Linked DNA regions of Homo sapiens: region 1 is linked to region 2. A link is an interaction called in ENCODE POLR2A ChIA-PET data of the cell type or tissue named here. Cell type or tissue: B cell. All regions are shown on one strand. Each heading gives the region's core, and the rest is flanking DNA. Links, peaks and the distances in the headings are about the cores only.

Evidence for each region. ChIA-PET counts read pairs that join two places held together with the same protein. Peaks named below come from ENCODE experiments on the same cell type or tissue, not always from the same donor. Only the 100,000 strongest peaks of a DNase experiment are listed, where the experiment ranks them.
Region 1: POLR2A ChIA-PET joins it to region 2 with 6 read pairs; 1 of 35 experiments calls an interaction of 5 or more read pairs at or near these places.

Annotation. Positions count from the first base shown.
Region 1 is chr19:35,894,220-35,897,994 of GRCh38, forward strand. NFKBID (NFKB inhibitor delta) reads right to left here. Exons shown (of 12, transcript NM_139239.5): 4 at 3,432-3,637; 5 at 2,694-2,839; 6 at 2,507-2,612; 7 at 2,173-2,319; 8 at 1,999-2,050; 9 at 1,761-1,909. Among named protein-coding and RNA genes, the nearest start is that of NFKBID, 4.4 kb to the right of the region's middle. In B cell, for the core only: no CTCF peak of the experiment used is centred there; DNase peaks (open chromatin) are centred at 1,918 and 2,885; H3K27ac peaks cover 904 bases.
Region 2 is chr19:35,203,543-35,207,317 of GRCh38, forward strand. It overlaps LOC105372379 (a long non-coding RNA gene), which reads left to right and starts at 1,579. Exons shown (of 3, transcript XR_935938.2): 1 at 1,579-1,734; 2 at 2,611-2,850. RefSeq lists enhancers at 1-57, 58-575, 576-1,093, 2,069-2,238. In B cell, for the core only: no CTCF peak of the experiment used is centred there; DNase peaks (open chromatin) are centred at 1,959 and 3,089; H3K4me3 peaks cover 1,174 bases; H3K27ac peaks cover 2,500 bases.

The DNA of each region.
Region 1 (3,775 bases), core at 801-3,300, 690 kb after region 2:
CTGCACTCCAGCCTGGGTGACAGAGTGAGATTCCATCTCAATAAATAAATAAACATTTTTTGTGGATGTTTAATTCTCTCAGCCAGCCTATGAAGGAGCTACTGTCACAGGAAAGGAACAGAACATAATTAAAAGCTAGGTTCTAAAGTCAGACTACCTGGGTTCTAATTCTCTCTCTGACAGTCACAAGCTATAAGATTTTTCAGGCTGGGTGCAGTGGCTCACAACTGTAATCCCAGCACTTTCAGAGGCAGAGGTGGAAGGATTGCTTGAGCTCAGGAGTTTGAGACCAACCTGGCCAACATAGTTAGACCCCACCTTACAAAAAAGTTGCCACGCATGGTGGTGCATGCCTGTGATCACAGCTACTTGGGAGGCTGAGGTGGGAGGATCACTTAAGTGCACAAGGTCAAGGCTGCAATAAGCTGTGATCATGCCACTGCACTCCAGCCTGAGTGACAGAGTGAGACCCTGTCTCAAAGAGATTTTTGAGGCCAGGTGCAGTGGCTCACGCTTGCAATCCCAGCATTTTGGGAAGCCGAGGCAGGAAGATCACCTGAGGTCGGGAGTTCGAGACCAGCCTGACCAACATGGAGAAACCCTGTCTCTACTAAAAATACAAAATTAGCTGGACGTGGTGGTGGGAACCTGTAATCCCAGTTACTCGGGAGGCTGAGGCAGGAGAATCGCTTGAACCCAGGAGGCGGAGGTTGTGGTGAGCCGAGATCACACCATTGCACTCCAGCCTGGGCAACAAGAGCAAAACTCCATCTCAAAAAGAAAAAAAAAAAGATTTTTGATTTCCCATGCCTGTTTCCTTTTCAGTAAAATAGAGAAAATAGAGTACACATGTCAAAGGGTGTTTGTGAGGTTTCAATAAGCTAATCTATGAAACTCAGTGCTTGATGAATGAATAGTAAGTGCTTGATAACATACCCTAAGGTCAGTAATATTATTCCCAGTTAACAACTAGGGGCCAGGCACAGTGGCTCACGCCTGTAATCGCAGCACTTTGGGAGGCCAAGGTGGGAGGATCATTTGAGGTCAGGAGTTTGAGACCAGCCTGGCCAACACAATGAAAGCCCACTTCTACTAAAATACAAAAAAAAAAAAAAAAAAATAGCCAGGCATGGTGGCGTGCGCCTATAGTCCCAGCTACTCAGGAGGCTAAGACAGGAGAATCACTTGAACCTGGGAGGCAGAGTTTGCCATGAGATGAGATTGCACCACTGCACTCTAGCCTGGGCGACAGAGTGAGACCCTGTCTCAAAAACAAAAAAACAAACAAACAAAAAAACCCTGCTGGGCGCGGTGGCTCACGCCTGTAATCACAGCACTTTGGGAGGCCAAGGCAGGTGGATCACCTGAGGTCGGGAGTTCGAGACCAGCAAGACCAATGTGGAGAAAGCCTGTCTCTACTAAAAATACAAAAAAATTAGCCAGGCGTGGTGACTCATGCCTGTAATCCCAGCTACTCAGGAGGCTGAGGCAGGAGAATCACTTGAACCCGGGATGCAGAGGTTGCGGTGAGCCAAGATCACACCATTGCACTCCAGCCAGGGCAACAAGAGCAAAACTCCATCTCAAAACAAACAAAGAAACAAACAAAAAACCCCTAAGGCACAGAGAAGTGAAGTAACATGTTCAAGGGCACGCAGCAAGGAAGAGGCAAAGTCAGCATTTGCCTGGAGCTCCCGGACATCCAAGTGGCCCCATTCCACACAATCTCCCAGGGTCTGACCGCCCACATCCCCGCTCACCTGGCTGGTGTGATTAGCACCCATTTGCAGCAACATGTGGACACAATCCAGCCTGTCTCGGGCCTGTGTGCTCAGCACCCGGGGACAGAGGTCGGAAGGGCGCATAGCAACGTTAAGGGCCAGGATGGCCGTGTGGAGCGGGGTGAGGCCTGCAGAATGGAGACAGTGAGGGACCCGCATCTGCACCCACCTCGCCCAGCCACACCAACCACACCAGCCCTGCCCACACCCAACTTACCCTCGAAGTCTCTGGCTTCCAGGTCAACCTGGACCCCAGAGTTAAGCACAGCCTGGGAGGAAGAGAAGGCAGACTGCTGGGTAAGGGTATCCCCTGGCCTCCTGGCCCTGGAAGCCAAAATCTGGGCAACCAGTCTACCCCCCAGACAAACCCCTGCCTGCCAGCTGGCCATACCAAGAGAACTCCTGGGAGCCCGTAGGTAGCGGCCACGTGCAAGACCGAACGTCCCTGATGGTCAGCGGCATTGGGCTCTGCTCCCAGGTTCAACAGATCCTCCACAATCAGGGGCTGGTTGGCAGCAGCCGCCACCAGGAGAGGGGTCTGCAGGCCACAGGAGAAGTCAGGTTGGGCTCCTGGTTCCCTCCCGTCAGAAAACCAGGCTCCCAGCCCCATCCCCCCTCAGCCCCAGGAGCTCACCCCCCATTCCCCTCTTCTCTAGGATCCAGGGGTCCAGGCCCCAGGCTCCTTCCTCCCCTGAACCCAGGAGAGTTCAGGCCCCAAGCCTCACCTTGCCCTTATGCTCACGAATGTCAAGACGCCGGTACACCTGGAGCACCTCAGCCGCAGCATATGCCGCCCAGCGCAGCCCCCGAGCCGCAAACAGGTGAAGGAGCCTGAGGACAGGTGGGGGACAGCCGTGAGAACAGCCCCCACCAAGCCAAGAGTCTGCAGACAACCCTATCCCTTATACTCACGTGTCCCCCTCCTCATCCTGGGCCAGCAGCTGCTGTGGCCCCAAAGCCAGCATGTGAGCTCGGGCCACCTCCAGCGATGGTCCAGGGACCACAGCGGGGAACTGTGGGGGTCCTGAAGGGGGTGCAGAAACTCTCCAGGGTCCAGCCTGTGGCAGAGAAGATCCTACATAGAACTGGGTGTCTGGGGGGTCCTGGAGGGTGCAGGTGGTGGGGAGACCCAGTCAGCTGAGAATTCCTCCATCCCAAGCCACCACACACACATCTGCATGCAGAGCCCCTGGGTATCCCATCTATGCCAAGTGACCTTGGACCTTTAGGCCTCAGTTTTGCCCACCTGGAAAAGGGTATTTTTTTTTTTCGGTGACAGAGTCTTGCTCTGTCACCCAGGCTGGAGTGCAGCAGTGCAATCTCTACTCACTGCAATCTCTACCTCCTGGGTTCAAGCAATTCCCCTGCCTCAGCCTCCCGAGTAGCTAGGATTACAGGCGTGCGCCACTACACCCAGCTAATTTTTTTATTTTTGGTTTCACCATGTTGGCCAAGCTGGTCTCAAACGCCTGACCTCAAGTGATCCGCCTGCCTCAGCCTCCCAAAGTGCTGGGATTACAGGTGTGAGCCACCACGCCCGGCCTGGAAAAGGGAATCGTAACTGAGCTCCAGACATCTCAGAATACTGCAGGAGTGCAACTGCGAATTTTTAGGGGCCCTTCAGCATCCTGTACCCACTCTGTATCTCACCTCCATGCCCTGGGGAAATGGGCACGGCTGCCCTGGGTCCGAGGGTGGGTAGAAGTCAGGAGGCAGGAAATTTTCGGCAGCAGAAGCAGGGCAAGAGTAGGGGCTGTCAGTGTAGGCAGCATGCGTGTTGGGGTCCCAGTCTGGAAAGCCCAGGCTGCTAGGTCCAGAACCCACAGTCTCCGAGTGTGCTGGGAAGGGAGGGTGGCCTGCGTGTAAGAGGAGGGGCAGGGGCAGGTCTGGTTACCAGAGTTGGGGACGTCACATCCAGGGCTAGAGGGCCTGGCGTCTCCCAAGGTACTGAGAGTTAGTACTTCTGGGACACCAAGCTCCCGGGACCTGGATTC
Region 2 (3,775 bases), core at 762-3,261:
ATAAAGAGTCTACTCTGTCAGTCCTGTGATCTGTATTTTAATGTTAATGTTGGTCAGTTGGGCCTAAACTCCAGAAGGGAGGGGCTAGAATGAGGCATGTGCACCTCCCATTTCTTCATGGCTAGAATTCAGTTGTTCAGATGTCTCTGGGGTCCCTTTGGCCCAGAAGGGGGTCCACTTAGTTAGTTGGGGGGCTCAGGATTTTATTTTTGGTTCAAAGTATATATTCTAGGTTGTGATGTCAAATGACTCTCTTACAGTTAACAACAAAAGTGTGAAAGCTACTGTGGTTGATAGCAATATCCTTTGGTTTAGTAGCTTTGTTTTATTTTCCATGTTATTACTTGGAAATTCTTTTCCCCTGGACCCTCCTAAGTCTCTGTCTCCTATCCCCCAGAGACCTAAAGGGTGAAGACACTGAGCTTCCAGATTTGAGGGCAGGAGAGTCCTAGTGAGGCCTGGCTTGGAGGCCAGGGAACTTCCTATTCCAGTCTGCAATGTTACCCTTCAATCTCCAGCTCCCCTGGCTGTTGGTGCCCACCCCAGAGTTGTGGAAGCCCTTTCAGTCTAGCTGCCCCACTTGGTGACAGCATGGGCAGGGCAGGACAGGGAGCATCATGGGGTTCATGCTTTCTGCCGTCCAGCCTCCCTACATGCAGGGCGATGGCCCCTAGCTGACCCTTGAGAGCTGAGGGGAGGCTAGGAAGAGGGTTAAAGGCGAAGCCAGACCCAGGCCATTACTGAAGTCACATGGCCTGCCAGGAAACCCCTGTCTATATTGTAGCTGGTTGAACTAATTATATTATAAATACTTTTCCATTTTCTGCCTAGAACCATGCTCTAGACATCTGCATGAGGTCATTAAACCTGCACCACAGCCATGCACACACACGTGTGTGTGTGTGTGTGTGTGTAAAAGACAGACATGAGGTATAGAAGAGCAATATAGAGGTCTCCATATTATGGGGGAACAGACAGTCCCAGAGCAGGGAGGTCACTTGAACAGGGTCACAGAGGCAGGAGGCCACGAACCTGGCTGGACACTGCAGGGCCAAGCAGGTAAACACTGTGCCTGACTCGCACCCAGACTTCGCAACAACCCTAGAATATTCATAAGTCAGTAATAATAGTGTTACAGGAAAGGAGTCCCGATCCAGACCCCAAGAGAGGGTTCTTGGATTCCCACAAGAGAGAATTCAGGGCAGGTCCATAAAGTGAAAGCAAGTTTATTAGGAAAATAAAGGAATAAAGAATGGCTACTCCATAGACAGAGCAGCCCCGAGGACTGCTGGTTGCCCATTTTTATGGTTATTTCTTGATGATATGCTACACAAGGGGTGGATTATTCATTTCTCCCCTTTTTAGACCATAGAGGGTAACTTCCCGACATCGCCATGGTATTTGTAAACTGTCATGGCGCTGGTGGGAGTGTAGCAGTGAGGACGACCAGAGGTCACTCTCGTGGCCATCTTGGTTTTGATGGGTATTATCTGGCTTCTTTATTGCATCCTGTTTTATCAGCAAGGTCTTTATGACCTGCATCTTGTGTTGACCTCCTATCTCACCCTGTGACTCAGAATGCCTTAACCATCTGGGGATGCAGCCCAGTAAGTCTCAGCCTCATTTTACCTGGCCCCTACTCAAGATGGGGTTGCTCTGGTTCAAACGCCTCTGACAGGGTGACAACTGTGACCACAACAGATTCACAAACATGACATTTTCAGAGAGAGGAAGGTATGCAGGGTGGTGTGATTTGGAAGAGGCTGTGGGCGTAGAGGGATGGGTAATTCAGTTGGGGTGGTCAGGGAGGGCTGCTTGGTGGAGGGGACTCTTGGCTGAGACCTGAGGGCTGTGAAGTTCTTAGAGAAGGGTGTTCCAGGCAGAGGGAACAGCAAGCACAAAGGCCTGAGACGAGAGCTAGCTTGGTATGCAAGAGGAACAGAAAAGAGGAAGTGAGAGTAAGGCGGGGGAGGGAAGGGGCAGGGAATGGAGGCTGTGGAGAGGGGAGGGTTTCCAGGCAGCCCAGGACCCTCAAGGAGAGAAACGTTGGATGTAGTCTCCCAGGTAGGGTCCATCTGGCCCTTCCTCCTGGCTCCTGCGGAGTCCGAGTGGCTCTTTCCCTCCTTCCCTCCTCTCCCCTCCTCCTTCTCTCCCTCTCCATTTTCCCTGCAAGGTCTGCAGCCCAACTCCAGCTCTCCCATTACTACAGGGGCTGGTGGGTCCTTCTGAGCAAGAAGATGGGGCTCTTTGTCTACAGTGTCTGTCTATAGTCATTCACCCACTCATTCATTTAATCATTCACTCATTCATTCATTCATTTAGCCACTCATTTGTCAAATATTGATTTTTCTCAGGTGTTTTGCCCTCACAGGTCCTGCCGCCTAAAACACTGACTTCTTATCTCTCAAGGCTTTGCTTTCAACACTGTCTCTTCCAAGACCTCTCCCTGACCACTCCCAACTTACTAAACCCCTATCACCCTGTTAGCTTTTGAATGCTCTTCATGGTAAAACAGGACAGGTTGATGCTCTCCGGGGCTCTCTCTACACACAAGAGAGAGATTAGCCTGACGGGCATTCGTTTACCCTTCTCATTTTCTTTGGGAACCAGCCTCCCCTGCTCTTAGTCTATGTGATTCGGACACAGCCAACTACATTTCCCAGATCCAGAAATGAACACGCCATTCCAAGTAAAGCCAATGAGAGACAGCTGCAGGACTTTTGCTGGAACTATTGGGAAAGTGGTGTTTCTTTTTCTGCTATGGTTACTTATCTGCTATGCTCTAAGCCTGGAACTGCTGGAGGTCATCTTTGCTGCATGAAAATGAAGTCAATATTGAGGACAGCAGAGGTGAGAGGGAGAGAGGCATAATCCTGAGTGTATTGCAGGGGCACCTGGATCCAGCCATACCTGAAATCCGAGACTTTCCATTCTAAGAACCAATACATTCTCTTTGTACTTAAGCTAGTTTGGGTTTTAATCACTTGTGCCAGAAGGCCTGATTGATAATAAAACCTCAAAGATAAGCAGGCAGTCAAGCTTAGGTACTTTCCTTTTAAGAGATGCGGGCAGGTGCTTCCTTCTCTCAGAAACCACTCCTCCTCTAGGACCTTCTATTCTAAGAAGCCTGGGTGTTTGAGGTTCGTTCATCCTGAGGCATAAAAACAAGATCAAAGTGCCAGGCCAGACGGAGGCAGAGTGTCTACAGAAGCAGCCGTGCAACTAGCAGCAGGAATTGGGAATCTGCATTATTAATAAGCAAGCCCATTTTCCTTTACTTCTTTGTAAGCAGAGCCTTAATTTTATTAGCCTGTTTATTAGCTCTGACCATGTGTTCAGAAAAAGTACCCTCAGCCTCTGAGTGATCTAAGCCAGGCATAGTTCTCCTGTCTTCTTGTTGGTGATTGGTTCTGGAAAAGGCTGGGACACACTCCTGGCCAAGGAGAAGTCACAGCAGTGACTGACTTGGAGGGGGAGTCTGCTGGGGGCTGGCTAGTGGAAGGCATCTGGGGTAAAATGTTTTTGCTCTTAAAAAGTACTGTAGGAGGCCAGGCATGTTGACTCAGGCCTGTAATCCCAGCACTTTGGGAGGCCAAGATGGGCAGATCACTTGAGGTCAGGAGTTCGAGACCAGCCTGGACAACATGATGAAACCCCATTTCTATTTTTAAAAATACAAAAATTAGCTGGGCATGGTGGTGTGCACCTGTAGTCCCAGCTACTCAGGAAGCTGAGGCAGGAGAATCACTTGAACCTGGGAGGCGGAGGTTGCAGT